2 separate regions of the Homo sapiens genome follow, and region 2 is linked to region 1. A link is a loop called in an ENCODE intact Hi-C map of the cell type or tissue named here. Cell type or tissue: heart right ventricle. All regions are shown on one strand. Links, peaks and the distances in the headings refer to the core of each region. The heading gives the core; the rest is flanking DNA. Region 1 has its middle 32 kb from the start of SORBS1. Region 2 overlaps SORBS1 (sorbin and SH3 domain containing 1).

The links. Hi-C counts contacts between places; a loop is a spot of excess contacts. Peaks named below come from ENCODE experiments on the same cell type or tissue, not always from the same donor. Only the 100,000 strongest peaks of a DNase experiment are listed, where the experiment ranks them.
Region 2: a loop joins it to region 1, with 7 times the contacts of the local background. A loop is called at or near these places in 3 of 110 quality-filtered maps.

The regions. Positions count from the first base shown.
Region 1 is chr10:95,589,273-95,597,608 of GRCh38, reverse strand. It overlaps the pseudogene RPS3AP36. Among named protein-coding and RNA genes, the nearest start is that of SORBS1, 32 kb to the right of the region's middle. In heart right ventricle, for the core only: no CTCF peak of the experiment used is centred there; no DNase peak of the experiment used is centred there.
Region 2 is chr10:95,526,883-95,535,218 of GRCh38, reverse strand. All of the region lies in intron 1 of SORBS1 (sorbin and SH3 domain containing 1), which reads left to right. Among named protein-coding and RNA genes, the nearest start is that of SORBS1, 30 kb to the left of the region's middle. RefSeq lists an enhancer at 3,098-3,845. In heart right ventricle, for the core only: no CTCF peak of the experiment used is centred there; no DNase peak of the experiment used is centred there; H3K27ac peaks cover 7,178 bases.

The sequences.
Region 1 (8,336 bases), core at 261-8,260:
AACTCATGAAGTGCTTCTGCCTCAGGTACTTCACTGAACTCTAGTTTTCTTTCTGTAACTTGCAAATAGGGCTACAACTCTGACTCTGTGTTTCCAGATTCTGTTTCAATGCAGACAATTAGATGGTAAATAATTCAAGAGAACGGAAACTGGCAAAGTGGTGTGTGATGTCCAAACAGCTATCTTATTTATTCTCTGGTGTAAACTTCAGGCTCATCTGCAACTCGGGAGCCCCAGGAGTAAGTGAAATGTAGAAACACAGGAATCTCCCCTGTTTCCATTCCCCCCATTTTTTAATATTGTCTGGGGATGGGAATGCAGTTTACTTTAATCAAAGATTAAGGTAAGACAGGTTGGCTTTGGATGACAGATTCAGACAACTTCTTAGGCATGTCTGAATTTCTTCCCATGGTGGAGTAGAGTGATCAGAATCTAGAGGCATCAGTTTCTCCTTGGCCTGAGGATTCATGATCCAAAGTTGTGGTCTCAGAAATATCACCATTCATCCTCTTTCTCTTCCTTCTGTGCAATGAGGGAGACACATTTCACCGGACCCTTCTAAACCTGCCCCACCATTAAAGAAGTAGTCTTAGTTAAGACTCGTTGAATTACAGGTAACATAAACCACCTCTGCCCTGCCTAAGAAGAAAAGGATAATGTATTATATGGACATAGGGGTGTCTTATAAAGCCCAAGGGCAAAGAAAATAGAGATGGTCCAGACTCTCAAGAAACTGGAGCTAGAGGCGTCATGTTACAGGACTTCAAAGTATATTACAAGGCTATAGTAACCAAAACAGCATGGTATTGGTATAAAAATAGACACATAGATCAATGGAACAGACTAGAGAACACAGTCAACTGATCTTCAACAAAGGTGCCAAGAGCTTACACTGGGGAAAGGACACCCTCTTCCATAAAGGGTGCTGGGAAAATTGGATAGCCACATGTAGAAGAATGAAACTGGATCCTTCTCTCTCACCATATGTGAAAGTAAATTCAAAATGGATTAAAGACTGAAACATAAGATCTAAAACTATAAAAATACTAAGAAAAACTCTCTTGGACATTGGCCTGGGCAAAGAATTATGACTAAGACCTCAAAAGCATAGGCAACAAAAACAAAAATAGACAAACGGAACTATAATAAACTAAAAATCTTCTGAACAGCAGTTGATTGTTTCAATCAACAGAGTGAAGGGACAACTTGTTGAAAGGGAGAAAATATTTGCAAACTATTCATTCAACAAGGGACTAATATCCAGAATATAAAAGGAACTCAAAAATCTCAAAAAGGAAAAAACAAATAATCCCATTAAAAAGTGGGCAAAAGACATAAATAGACATTTCTTAAAAGAAGACATGTAAATGGCCAACAGGTATATGAAAAATGTTCACCATCACTAATCATTAGAGAAATAAAAATCAAAACCACAATGAGATCTTACTCCAATCAGAATGGCTTTTATTAAAAAGATAAAAAAATAGCATCTTGGTGAGGATATGGAAAAAGGGGAACTCTTTTACACTGTTGGTGGGAATGTAAACTAGTACAACCACTGTGGAAAACAGTATGGAGATTTCTTTTTTTTTTCTTTTTTTTTTGAGACAGAGTCTCACTCTGTTGCCCAGGCTGGAGTACAGTGGTGCAATCTCAACTCATTGCAACCTCTGCCTCCCGGGTTCAAGCGACTGTCCTGCCTCAGCCTCCTGAGTAGCTTGGATTACAGGCACCCACCATCATGCCTGGTTAATTTTTGTATTTTTATTAGAGACGGGTTTTCACCATGTTGGCGAGGTGAGTCCCGAACTCCTGATCTCATGAGATCCACCTGCCTTGGCCTCCCAAAATGCTGGAATTACAGGCATGAGCCACTGTGCCTGGCCAGAGGTTTCTTAAAAAAACTAAAAGTAGAATTACCATTTGATTCAGCGATCCTACTAATGGGTATCTACCCAAAGGAAAAGAAATCAATATATCAAAAGGATATCTGCAAACTTGCATGTTTATTGCAGCACTATGCACAATAGCTAAGATACGGAATCAGCCTAAGTGTCCATCAATGGTAGAATAAAGAACATGTGGTATATATACACAATGGAATACTGTTTAGCCATAAAAAGAATGAAATCATGTCATTTGCAGCAACATGGATGGAACTGGAGATTATCATTATTTTTTTTCATCACAAATAGGACTTTTTATTTGCCACTATTATAAGTCTGAACTTTAAACAGATTCTTGGACTGGTCATTCATATCCATCAGCTCATTCGACTTTAGCACCTGTCTTGTCCCCAGTGGCTTTTCCAGAACTACTGCCTTCACCATGAAGCTCCATGAGTTTTCCCAATTCAAACTTGAGCTTCTTCAGCATTTTTACTTTTCTAACAAAGACATCGTGGAGAAGGTAAATAGATTGGCAAGCCTTTTCTATGTCTTTTCCAATGCTGTCTAGAATCAATTTATTGACCACTTCTTTCAAGTCATTTGTCTGCACCTCTTGGGTCATGATTTCCATCATCTTCTGGATTTGGCGGATCTGTTGGTGCTGAGCATAAGAGGTCTTCCGTATCTGATTGTTGCTTTTTTTAGTAAAACCAATACAGAACAGACAAAGCAAGTAACCATGAGTAGTCTTAACATCAACGTGAGCTTCAATCATTGTCTGCCATTTTTTGACCATGGAACACATTTTGTCACGAATAAGATCCATGCCATGGAAGTTAGGCAGTTTTTGCCCTGAACATCTTCAGTAATCAGTTTGAATTTTCTAAATGCAACTTAATCATTCTGCAAATCAACAAGACTCACTTCAAACACACGACCCTCGAGGCCATCGGATGCAATTTTGGTTCCTTGGGTCCTGGCAACTAGCGTCTTTCCAATATTTCTTATATTGAACATAGCAGATGCTTTCACATTATACCAATCTTTCTTAGAAAATGGATCCATCACTTTCTTCTTGGCTCCCTTTTTGCTGCCTTTTGTAAGGTGCTTGTTCTTGCCAACCACCGTGGTGCTGCTCAGAGAGCCACAAGGCCTGGAGGTTATTCTCTTAAGTGGAAAAAGCCAGGCACAGAAAGACAAATATTGCATGTTGTCACTTATATGTAGGAGCTAAAAAAATTGACCACATGGAGCTAAAGAATGGAAAAACAGATAATAGAGATGGAAGGGACAGTGGTGGGGGGCAGGCGGATAAAGAGAAGTGTTAAAACATACAAATATACAGTAAAATAAAAGGAATAAATTCAATATTCCATAGCAGAGTAGGATGACTAAACTTAACAAAAATGTGTTGTACTCACATGACAGACACCCCGAATGCCGCTTCTTGATCACTATGTATTATATACATATAACAGATTTTCTCATGTACCCCATAAATATACACAAATAAATTTTTTAAAAAAGAAACTGGAACTAGCTTAGGAAGAAAAGGGAAGTATGTGGCTCAGGTAACCAAACCACAGCAGGAGCAAGTGACTGGAATCAGGGACTCCAACATCCCCTGGGTGCTCCCAATGCCTCTCCTTTCCGTGGAAGGGCTTCATTTCCTCCTGCTGGAGACTGGCCTCTTCCATGAGCATGGGGCATAGCCATTGGAAGCTTCCAGACTTATTCTCACAGCTTTGTCAGACTTTCCACCCACTGTAAAAATAAAAAGGCTCATGGTCCCCAGTTTCGCTGCAAAAAGACTCTAGTCTGTTTGGGCCACCTGTCCTCACTGTAGTAGAGGTGTGGAGCAGGGGCCATGGTATGCTCTGGGTTGATTCAGCCGTATATATCTGGATGACCTCACTATGGTTAAATGTTGAAAGGGTTTCAGAGGGCTTCCTCTTCTGGATAGGATGTATATGTAGGAACAATCCAACACTCCTGCTGAAGCAACTAGAAAAAACAGAGTAAGTTACAGAAATCACCTTTTTAAGACACCTCAGAGTTGTGCCATCAATGAGGACTAATGAACTGAAATTCTGGAGAGGAAAGAGCCCTTTCCGTTTTTTTTTTTTTTTTTTGAGACGGAGTTTCACTCTTGTTGCCCAGGCTGGAGTGTAATGGCACGATCTAGGCTCACCGCAACCTCCGCCTCCTGGGTTCAAGTGATTCTTCTGTCTCAGCCTCCCAAGTAGTTGGTATTGCAGGCATGTGCCACCACACCCAGCTAATTTTGTATTTTTATTAGAGACAGGGTTTCACCATGTTGGTCAGGCTGGTCTCAAACTCCTGACCTCAGGTGATCTGCCCGCCTTGGCCTCCCAAAGTGCTGGGACTACAGGCGTGAGCCACTGCGCCCGGCCGGAAAGAGCCCTTTCTAAATGTGCTGATTGTCTCTGACCATTTTCTTCCCAGGGGGTATTTGCCAAATCTGTGCACAGGCCAAGGATAGGGCTTGACCCAGGCATAGGGTCTCTACTGGGGCAAAGAGAAACTGGTAGAGTTTTTGATGATCAATGTTATCTGGTGTAATGTTAGAATCTAGAGCTAAGCTGGAGCTCCTAAGAACAGAGCTGAATCTTCCATAGGCTTTCAGGGATGAGAAGACAGAGACATGCCAATGAAAAGCTTGAGTGGGCTCCATCCAAGGAATAGTGGTGACTCAGAGGTGGACTGGGACTAACCAAGACTGCAACCCAGCCTCAACCCAGCTGAATTCTTGACTAGGTTAAGGTGATCAGTCCCTCACCCCATCTGCTAACAGAAGAAAAAGAGATTCATCACTGGAGGAAAATAATATCATCTTTTGCCTCTGTTTTCTTTTATATAATTATAAGGCATGCAAAGAGCAGGAAAATGTGACTGATAAGGAAAATAAGCAGGGGCCGGGCATGGTGGCTCATGCCTGTAATCCCAGCACTTTGGGAGGCCGAGGTGGGTGGATCACCTGAGGTCAAGAGTTTGAGACCAGCCTGGCCAACATGGCGAAACCCCATCTCTACTAAAAATACAAAAATTAGCCAGGCGTGGGGGTGGACACCTGTCATCCCAGCTACTCAGGAGGCTGAGGCAGGAGAATCGCTTGAACCCAGGAGATGGAAGTTGCAGTGATCCAAAATCGCACCATTGCACTCCAGCCTGGGTGACAAGAGTGAGACTCTGTCTCAAAAAAAAAAAAAAAGAAAGAAAAAGAAAAAGGAAAAAAACAGGCTGGATGCAGTGGCTCATGCCTGTAATCCCAGCACTTTGGGAGGCTGAGGTGGGTGAATCACTTGAGCTCAGAATTTGAGACCAGCCTGGGCAACATGGCAAAATCCCATCTCTACTAAAAATAGAAAAATTAGCCAGGTGTGGTGGCACATGCCTGTAGTCCCAGCTACTTGGGAGGCTGAGGTGGGAAAATCACTTGAATCTGGGAGGCAGAGGTTGCAGTGAGTAGAGATCGCACCACTGCACACCAGCCTGGGTGATAGAGCGAGATCCTGTCTCAAAAAAAAAAAAGAAGTTAAAAAATTACCTGGGTGGCCGGGCAGAGTGGCTCACGCCTGTAATCCCAGCACTTTGGGAGGCCAAGGCGGTTGGATCATGAGGTCAGGAGATCAAGACCATCCTGGCTAACACAGTGAAACCCCTGTCTCTACTAAAAATACAAAAAAAATTAGCCGGGCGTGGTGGTGGGAGCCTGTAGTCCCAGCTACTCAGGAGGCTGAGGCAGGAGAATGGCATGAACCCAGGAGGCGGAGCTTGCAGTGAACCAAGATTGTGCCACTGCACTTCAGCCTGGGGCGACAGAGCCAGACTCCGTCTCAGACAAACAAACAAACAAACAAACAAACAAAATTACCTGGGCTTAGTCACAATACCTGTAGTCCGAGCTACTTGGGAGGTTAAGGAGGGAGGATTGTTTAAGCCCAGGAGGTCAAGGTTGCAGTGACCCATGATTGTACCACCACACACCAGCCTGGGCAACAGAGCAAGAACCTGCCTCAGAAAAAAAAAATAAAAGTAGAGAAAGAGCAGGCAATAGAAGCAGACCCACAACTGATTCTGATATTTGAGTTAGCAGACAAGGACTTTATAATGAGTATTATAAACATGGTAAATAGAGAAAATAGTACAATAGATGAAAAATAAAGAATTTCAACAGAGCATTCGAATCTATAAAAAAAGAACCAAATGGGCTTTCGAGAACTGAAACATGCAATATTTATAATTAAGAACGCATTAAGTGAAATATTTCCATAGCTGTTGGTAAATACCTACTGACCCAAGACTCCTAAGTTCCCTGTCCTCATCTCCTGGCCATCCTGGACCTCCTTGGGACACCCTGGACTTCCCCATGGCCCAACAACTAAGAGTTAATGGCTAGCCCAGCGTCCCTTGTGATTGGTTGGTGTCTGTGCTTTCCCATTGTTTAACTATTTTGATTTTAATGTCATCTCTGACTAATTGATTGACTGATAGAGTTGAGGGTTTTTTTGTTTTTTGTTTTTAGACTGAGTCTCGCTCTGTCACCAGGCTGGAGTACAGTAGCGTGATCTCGGCTCACTGCAACCTCCGACTCCTTGGTTCAAGCGATTCTCCTGCCTCAGCCTCCTGAGTAGCTGGGATTACAGGCATGCACTACCACACCCGGCTAATTTTTGTACTTTTTGTAGAGACGGGTTTCACCATGTTGGCCAGGAAGGTCTTGATCTCCTGACCTCGTGATCCACCCGCCGCAGCCTGCCAAAGTGCTGGGATTACAGGCATGAGCCACCGCGCCTGGCCTGAGATGAGATTTTACTGTGTTGCCCACGCTGGTCTCAAACTCCTGGGCTCAAGTGATCATCCTGCCTTGGCCTCCTGAATAGCTGGGACTTGATGTCTTGGTACTGTCACTGGAAGTCCCTATCAGAACCAAATAAATGAAATTGGGTAGAAAGAATTCCCCAAAGGTGGCAATACCAATAAGAGGAGATGTGGAAGGACACAGAAAGGATATTTGTTCACTTATGATGCCCACTCCGAAAGCCAGATATCTAAGACTGAAGCCTGCTGTTTGCCGAATTGAGCTTCTTTTAAGTTTCCTCACCACTGTATTTGAGGAGACTTGAGTGAGCCAGTGGGGAACAGATTCAGTGAGGCTAGATAAGTTTGCTGTGTGGCTTGGTCTCCTGAATATGATCAATTTGTAGCTCCTACACCAGTTATTTTCATGAAATAATCAGGACAGCCTTAGCAACCTGCGTTTCTCAAAGGCAAAAGAATTTAGTGTGGACTAACTGCCTCCCAGAATACAGGTTAAAAGAGTAGATTTTAGAGATGGACAGTTCCGGATTCAGACTCCATATCTGCAATTAACTGGTTGTTTGACCTTGGGCAAATCACTCTACCCCTCTGAATTGCTCATGTGTATCTCGAAGGTTTGCAGCAGACACTGTTGGTTAACTACCGAATGGGTTCCTCCCCTTTTCTTTGCTGAAAAATAGTGTTTTTGTTTTGTTTTTTTTTTTTTTTTTTTTTTTGAGCGGAGTCTAGCTCTGTCACCAGGCTGGAGTGCAGTGGCGCGATCTTGGCTCACTGTAATATCCGCCTCCCTGGTTCAAGCGATTCTCCTGCGTCAACCTCCCAAGAAGCTGGGATTACAGGCACGCGCTGCCACGCCCAGCTAATTTTTGTGTTTTTGGTAGAGAGGGGTTTCACCATGTTGGTCAGGATGGTCTTGATCTCCTGACCTCATGATCCGCCAACCTCAGCCTCCCAAAGTGCTGGGATTACAGGCATGAGCCACTGCGCCTGGCCAGATCTCATTTTTCTTTTTTTTTTTCAGAGTGTTTTATCTCTTCCTCTTTCAACTCAGGGGTGAATTATGCTTGGTGTAGGCCCATTGCAATAATACCACTTTTGGGTCAATGGTTGGATTAAGCATGCATGTATGACCCAGTTCTGGCCACTGAGATGAGAGGGGTGATCAACTAGAGGCTTCTTGGAAAGCTTTTCTTGTACTTAAAAAAGATACAAGGAAGAGATCGTCCCTCTGCTAAATACTGTCATGTCCAGATGGGATGCCTGGAAGTGTAACAGCCATTTTGTGGTCACAAGGGTACCCAGGCTGACGATCCAAGCCAACTAAGGATGGCAGAGTGAAAAGATGGCAAGAACTGGGGTGCCTAATGACATCATCAAGCTTCTAATTTAACCAACCCTAAAGCTACCCCTGGTAGGGACTTATTATTACATAGAAAATAACTCATTTCCTCACGTTTAAGCTATTTTTATTTGGGATTTCTCTTACATGGAGTCAAAAGCGTCCTAACAAACCCAGAGTTGTTTATGAGGATTTGATTCAATAAAATGATTTATGTAAAGCACTTAACACAATTCCTGGTATAAAAGGTGCTCAAAAAATAAGTA
Region 2 (8,336 bases), core at 321-8,320, 62 kb after region 1:
GGTCTCTTCTTCATCTCCACTTGTTCACATCCTTCAAGTTCTAGCTCAGATGCCTTAGCCCTCATGAAGCTTTCCCTGATTTGCTGGCCAGAATTCCTGGGCATCTGTATCCATCTACTCATCCATCCATCTCTCCACCCATCATCCATCCATTCATTTATCCATTTCATCAACTAGTGCTTATTGAGTCCCTCCTTGTACCAGGACTTGTGCTAGATATGTGAGGATGAACGAGATGTTGAGTCTCTTGCTACGGGAGACAGACAGATATGGTGCAGTGTGGTAGCTGCAATGATAGTTATATGCCGAGGGTGTTGGGGAAGCACAGAGTGGAGGGTGCCTGATCACTGAACTTGGGAGTGTAGGGAGGTCTTCTGAAGAGGACACTTCCCCTAATGGTACTTGCTTTTCACTTTCTCCTCTGTGTTTGCCTTATCCTCACTGTTAGACTGAGATGCTTCGTGCTTTCTTCAGCTCTGGCCCCCTCCCTTGTCACTGCAACCCCTAGTGTAGCCTTCTTCATTTAATAGTCACTCAAATACTTATTGAATGGGGAAAAAAAGCCAAAATGAATTAAATAGGCCTACCCGAAGGATCTTAACATCAAAAAGAGCAGGTGAGATGTTCTTTGCTGCCCTTGGCCTTCACGGTTTATTCACACAACTCATGTCCTGAAAGGGCTTCTCTAAATTGGTGCTGATGCCTCCTTCCAGTCTCCTTTTATCCACACCACACAGTCTCTGCCCCCTGATCATCCCTTAGCATTGCCATGGTAGGAAACCCCTATGACTCTGACTAGTGTTGAAGGAGCTGCATGGGCCGGGCGCGGTGGCTCGTGCTTGTAATCCCAGGACTTTGGGAGGCCGAGGAGGGCGGATCATGAGGTCAGGCATTTGAGACCGGCTTGGCCAGCACAGTGAAACCCTGTCTCTGCTAAAAACACAAAAATTAGCTGGGCATGGTGGCAGGCACCGGTAATCCCAGCGACTCGGGAGGCTGAGGCAGGAGAGTCGATTGAACCCGGGAGGTGGAGGTTGCGGTGAGCCGAGATCACGCCACTGCACTCCAGCCTGGGTGACAGAGCTAGACTCCATGTCAAAAAAAAAAAAAAAAAAAGGAAAAAGCTGCATGATTGGGGGCCCCAAGTCCCACCCCCTCTCTGGTCTTGGTTTACTCTTGGAATTAGGGGCATAGCTGTGACCCCTTAGGATTTCTGGATATTTGACATTTCAAAAACAATGATTTCTAGACAGCCTGGTGGCTCAGCCAGCTCCTTCTTTTATCTTCTTCTAATAAATCCAGCTTCCTTTGCCATTTCCTGGTGCCACAGGGGGTGATCTGTCCAGGATAAGAGATAGCCAGGCCAGGAAAATGACCTTTTAATAAAGTTAAAATGGCCACCGGGAGAGCGGGACGGCCAGTCATGTGGCCGTGAGCCTGTTTGCTGTGCTGTGTGCTGAGGTCCACAAGAACAGAGGTCCAGGTAGACTCCAGCTGTGCAGCTGTGGAGGCAACCAGCAGCAGTGGGTTGTCCTGGGAGAGAATTTTGGCTGAATGTTAGCAGACGGTTTCCTAAAACCACGCAGAAGCAGCCTTTTAGGGGAAGAGGTGCTATTTGTTTGACAGCTCATCACTCCCCTTTTGGTTGTCCTCATCTGTTCTTTCTGCAGTTTTTCACAAGTGAAAAAGTGGGATGGTGTTTCTCTGGTAAGTCCATTTTGGACTGTGGCATAGTGTTGTCTGTGTGCCTGGCATTGCACTGGACATCTCTACATTCCATTAAATCACTGGTTCTTAAACTTGGGGAGCGTAAGAATCCCCTGGGGTGCTTGTTAAAAATGCATATTACTCTCTGGTGGACCCAAAACTCGTGATTTTTAATATATTCCCTAGGTTATGCAGGTCATACCCAGATTTTTTCAGCTGCAAGTCAGAAACCCTAAGTCAGATTGGCTATGTTTTGCAGTGGGCAGGCCTATGCGAACCTACCCCCAAAGTTCAAGGATGCTGACAGGCTGAAGAAAGAGGCTGATTTATCTAGTTTCTCAGAAAGAAACATTCAATAGGGACTTATGAACAGAAACCATGTCTGTGTCTCGGATGGTGGTGAGACAAGATGGTGGATCCCTGCGCTATTACCCCCAAGACCCAGGGTTTATATACGGTACCATAGGGAGGGAGTGACTTACGAAGGGATGTGTAGGACATTTGAAGCATGATAATATCAAGGTTGTTTTCACCTAAGGGCAGGATTTATGTACAGTCTCTTAGACAAAGAAGAACCGATACACTGGAAATCTTAGAGGCCTTCCATGAACAGTGGTTAATCAGAAGTCAATGTGATGGATTAACATTCAAGATGGAGTTGTCTAGCCTGCACAGGATGACAATAGGGAAATTCATTGTCTTTCAAACAGGAGTGGTTTCATGTGGACTGCAATGTGAATCATGCCCCCTGGAGTTGTGCAATGGGGCCATTCTTAATCCAGACACTGGGCGGGTTTGGGATTGATTGTTTCAGTGGCTTGGTGATGTCAACAAGACCCCAGCTTCTTCTCATCTCTGTCATCCTTGGCATTATCTTCATTTGCAAGCTGGGAATGAGACAGCCACAGCATTTCCAAGCATCTCAGACACAACATTCTTGGAAAGAAGGGTATAAATGGATTCTGGTGCTTCTTCTCAGGAGTCAGGAAGCTTTTGGAGGCACCACCAGCTCTCTTCTCATCATGCCCTCTTGGCTGGAGTTGGGTTACATGTCTTCCCTGAGTCAATCACTGTTGACTGAAAGGGGATCCCATTTCCTGAGCCATCTGGAGGTGGGGTGGGTACCTGAACAGAGTGGAGGCTCTGTCAGGAAGGAAGGAGCAGGAACCAGAGGCCGGGAAGGTTCCCAGCAGGGCCTGAGGTGCAGGGGGTGTGCAGGCCACCCTTGGAGAAACCCTTCCTTCCACCATCCTGGACAGCTGGGGGTTGTTGGTGAGGTTATCTGTGTCGTGCAGATGAGGAAGTGAGGCTCAGTGAGGGTTAGTGGCTTGTCTTAGATAACAGGCCTTGTAGGTTGTGGGGGTTGGGACTGAGGGAACCTGGGGCATTTGAGAGGCCTTTTTAGCCCCAAGAGAGTAACCATCCCCTTTTGCCTTCCTAAGGTGTCCAAGCTGCCCCCTTCATTTCTGATTTCTCCTCCATGACTGCATTTATTTGTGGCAGGAGGCTTTCCTGAGTATTTCTTATGGGACGAAATCTCAGGGCATGAGAAAAATACATATACTGTGTTTTCCCCTCCAAGTTGACTTTGCCTGAAAGTAATTGAAATAATATCAGTTCCTATTCGGGGAGAGAGTTAAAATAATAAAACGTAACTTAAGAGGTCGTTGTTAGGATTTAAGGTCACACAATGCACATGTTGGCCCCTGTGCATGTTATCTTAAATCCTAACAACAATCCCTTAAGTTAGGTTTTATTATTTATATTGTGTGGTGGGGAAACTGAGACCTGGGAAGGTGAAGTTGACTGTGGTGGATTGCACAGCTCGTCTTCGGGGGTGGACCCGGGACGGGGGCTGCCTCGTTGAAAGTCCGTGCTGCTTCTCCATGCCACGCTGTGGCTTATCAGCAGCCACCAGCCTTGTTTTGCCCCTGAAGGCAGGTTCTCAGGGAAAGAGGTTTTAGTGTCAAAAGAGTTCCAAATGAGCTGAATGTTTCCTATGGGAATAATTCTCAGAGCATTAGGAAAAAATATCCTGACCATAATAAACACAAGAAAGAATCAGGAAATCTGGTTTGTTATATAGCAGCTAAAATGCAAATAGGGAAATCTCTCAAAAAGGTTTCAAGGGCTGTTGGCTTTGAAAATGGAAGGCCCCAGTTAAGACGGTGAGAAAACCGTACTGGGTCCAGGAGACGACTGATACATGTGGCCACTGTGGCAGCAATGAGTGGAAAGTCTGCACACCTTGCTGTGAGCCCCAGTTCTGCTGCTTTTGAGCTGTGTGACCTCCGGCAAGTCGCTTAGCCTTTTAGGGCAGTTTCTGCACATGTGAAATGGGGCTCTGGCTCGCAGTTTGGTGGGCAGAGGGAGCCTGGCCAGCTGCACAAGGCCTTGCAAAGGTGAAGGAGTAGCAGGTGTAAACCACAGAGTTGGCACCTCTGAGTTGGAAGTTTAGTGCTGCTCTACCTGGCTGCGAGCTGGTAGTTGCCTAGAGTGCGGGGATGTGGCAGAGCATGGCAGAGCAGGCTGAGGGCAAAAGTCTGGCTTTGACTTCTCAAAGAGAAACCGTCTTTGCCTGAAAAGCCCCTCTCTAGCTGTGGATGTTTGGAGAACCTCCCTTGGTGCTTTGCCTGGCCTGTGCACCAGGGAGTATTGTATGGGGACCGATGTCCTCCACAGATGCCCCAGGGCAGGTAACATGTACAGGGTGGGCAGAGATAAGTGCTCGGTTCTCAGTACAGACCTGTGGGAAGGTCTGAGACTCGGGAAGCTCTGGCTAAGCTGGGAGGAGGGAGTTGAAGGAATGTGTTGAGGGTGGACCACAGGTGTGTTGGGGTATTCACAGGGGAGGACCTTTCCAAGTGCTGCCAATACAACTCTCTGATCATGGTGGCTCTGGAGAGAAGGTGACTTGACTTTTCAGATTTGAGCAGAGGAAATACTAAAGTATTTCTTTACCCCAGCAGAGCACATCTACAACTTTGTAGGGTTTTGAGTCTGTAGTGAGATATTTTAGATTAGTTTCTCCCTTTCATTCTTCCTGCCTCCCTCCGTTTATTGAACACCTTCTAAACATTTGTTGAGCAACTTCTGCATGGCAAGCTGAGCTAGGGGCTGAGGTTTCAAAGACAAAATCATTGCTCTCAAGGAGTTGTCTCATAGGTAAACAAGATGATTACAAAGCTGTGTGATAAGTACTAACAGGTAAGTACAGGGTCCTCTGGGAGAGGTAGGAAGGAACACCTGGTTGTGTCTGGTGGGAGGAGGTGACACCTGAGCTGGAGCTGGGATGAAGGGAAATGCAGCAGGTGAACCAGCGTCTTGGAAGGCATTCTATGCAGAGGGTGGTAACAGCGTTCATTCTTGGAATAAAAGAGTTCATGAAGACTTTCTATGTGACAGTGGTGATGCAGAGATGGATGGGACCCAGTCCCTGCCCTGCAGGTGTTCACAGTCAGGTGAATAGGAAGTGGCAGTGCAGGTGACAGTGTTTGGGGTGTAGACAGAGTTCTGTGGCAAGAAACACAGGGGCCCTGCTGAATCCAGTTATTGCTATTCGCTTATCAGTCTTCCTTCCAGGGGACCTCTTTTGCAGGTTCTTTCATTGGGAAGAGGCTCTGTTTAAGGACCTAGCTTGCTGTCTGCTGCCCTAGGGGCTGACCATGCTCTTCAGCAATTTGGGTTATAATGTGAGGCATCTATTCTTATTTCTAGCTTTCTTCCTTGTGGAGCCATTATTGGACTTAGGAAGTTGGACTTGGGCAAGTCACTGCACTACTTTGGGCTTCATTTTTCTTACTTACAAAAATAGCCCATTGGACCAGGTCAGCGTTTCCTCAAGAGTTGTCTAGGGACCACCTACCTTTGAAAGGCATGGGGTGCTTACTGAAATATGGAGTCCTTATGGGGCAGTGCCTTTTTTGCGTTCATACAGTTAACCTTTTTAGGGGCTGGGCCTGGGGTTCTGCATTTATCAAGCACTCCAGGTGATTCTTAAACATCTTAGAGTTTTGGGACCTCTGGGCTACAAGATTTCAACCTGCAATCTTTTCCTCCCTAATCTCCTCAGCTGTATGTCTACAGGAACTGGACAATAAAATGTTAGCTTTTTGAATGTTTTATCGTTGCAGTGATGCCCTCGGCAAACTGCTTGGTAGTTTAAGTGTCCAGAATCTTGACAGTGTATGCTTATGAACTGTTTCTGCAGGCTGTTTTTGATATTCCTTAAGGAAGAAAAGCCTTGTTAACAGGCACCTGAATGTGGCTGTCAGAATCTGTTTAAGAGCTGAATCATGACAGCAAACACTCATCTCAGCCTTTCATCTCTGGCTTTGGAGTATATGACTGGCTTCCCTTTTCTGAGTCATTCTCTCTTGGCCTCCTACATTCTGAAGAGGTCATTTGCATTGTCTAACATGGGAGCCAAAGGTTTCAACTTCTCTGACAAATGGAATCTCCGCTTTGGTTCCAAACTGACCGTCTTTGTAGGGTCCTCCAGGGAGTTCTCAGTGTTTTAATAGCTGCTGTGTGGGTTCTCATTTGTTGGTACTGTGGAAACAGTTTTTTTTTTTTTTTTTTTTTTTTTTTTTTGAGACTGAGTCTTGCTCTGTCGTCCAGGCTGGAGTGCAGTGGTGCGATCTTGGCTCACTGCAACCTCCACCTCCCGGGTTCAAGCGATTCTCCTGCCTCAGCCTCCTGAATAGCTGGGATTACAGGCATGTGCCACCATGCCCAGCTAATTTTTGTATTTTTAGTAGAAATGGGGTTTCACCATGTTGTCCAGGCTGGTCTGGAACTCCTGACCTCAGGTGATCCACTCACCTCGGCCTCCCAAAGTGCTGGGATTAGAGGCGTGAGCCACTGCGCCCAGCCAGAAACAGTTTTTAATATACAAAGTAAGTAAATAAAGAGTCTTAGGCTTTATATGGCTGCCTGGGAGTCTTCCCCAGTTTCTTATCCTTTCCCCTTGGAAATCTAGTGCCTCTAAGACTTCACAGTGTTGGTGATGTTGAGAAGCTGTTGCCTAAGAACCATTCTCAGGATGACCCCTTTATATCATTCAGGTGTGAGTGAAATGGATTTTGGACAAGGGCTGGGCCAGGCACAGCACTGTGTTCTGACCCGTTACGAAGAGGTAAACCTTGACAACTGGTATCCTAGACCTTAAAAATTAAAAATTTTCATCTGGGTCTTGGTTCACTCCTCATTCTATTATTCTGTGTTTTGGTTTTCCTTGATGAAATCAATCTGTAAACACAGCTCTGCACTAGTAAATTTTAATGAAGCCCTCGACATTACCCAGGTGGGGGAAATTCAGAGCTATCTTTAAACAATGTGGTAGTTGCAGGTACACACCCAAGAAGGCAGAGAAGGGCATGAGCCTTCTCTGTATTCTCCAAGGGTCTTGCATAGTGTTCTGCCCACAGTGGGTGCCCAGAAAGTGGCTGTTAGAAGAATGGACTTTTAAAAAATAATAGACTGATAATTAAACTGGCAAAGGTATGGAATTCAAAGGGTGGCTCAGTGTGGTTTTGGATTTGCCCTTGGTTCTTCCTCAAGTTTAATTTTCATGGAGATATCAATTAGATGCAGGATTAGTTGCAATGCAGAATGGCAGAGAGGGGAAAAGGCAGACGTCGTATGCATTTTAAGTTCTTGGGTACATCTGTTAGTTGTTTATTATTTGCCAGTCACTTTGTTAGACAATCCCAAGAGGTTGACAAACCACTTCCTTTTGTGTCCAGGGAAATTGAGGCTGAGAAGTGCAACAATTGGTGTAAACTTATGTAGTGAAGCTATTGGCAGGCTTGCTGACCAGTAGTCAAGAAGGATTCATAGAGTGCCGCCTCTCTACTGGATCACACAGGAGTTAAATTTAGCTTTGTGAAAAATATTAGAGGTGATGGAGATCAACTATACATTGTCTTGGGGTGTATAGTTGCTTTGTGACATTTCTGTTACATGGCTATTTGGCCTCTGCTTGCATCTTTCCAAGGACAGGGAGCTCACTACTTATTGAGTCAGTTCATTTTATTTTTTGAATTATTTTAATTGTTAAAATTCTTAATTAATTAATCATTTTTGAGACAGAGTCTCACCCCGTTGCTCAGGCTGGGGTGCAGTGGCGTGATCTCGGCTCACTGCAACCTCCGCTTCCTGGGTTCAAGTGATTCTCCTGCCTCAGCCTCCCGAGTAGCTGGTATTACAGGCACCTGCCACCATGCCTGGCTAATTTTTGTATTTTTTTAGTAAGGACGAGGTTTCCCCATGTTAGCCAGGCTGGTCTCGAACTCCTGAGCTCAAATGATCTGCCCACCTTGGCATCCCAGAGTGCTGGGATTACAGGCATGAGCCCCTGTGTCCGGCTAATTGTTAAAATTCTTTCATATGAGCTGAAATCATCCTGTAATACAGTTTTCTCATTTAGAACCCATGTCACACTAGTTTTTACACCCCATGATTCATTTCGTCATTCAAACGTATGTATTGAGCACCGACTGTTTTAGGTTCAGGAGGAATACGAGTAAACAAGATAGATAAGGTTTTTGCCCTCTTGGAATTTAGAGCCTGGTGTTAGTACAGTGGAAAGAAGATTGAACTATATGTCAGAAAACCTAAGTATAAGC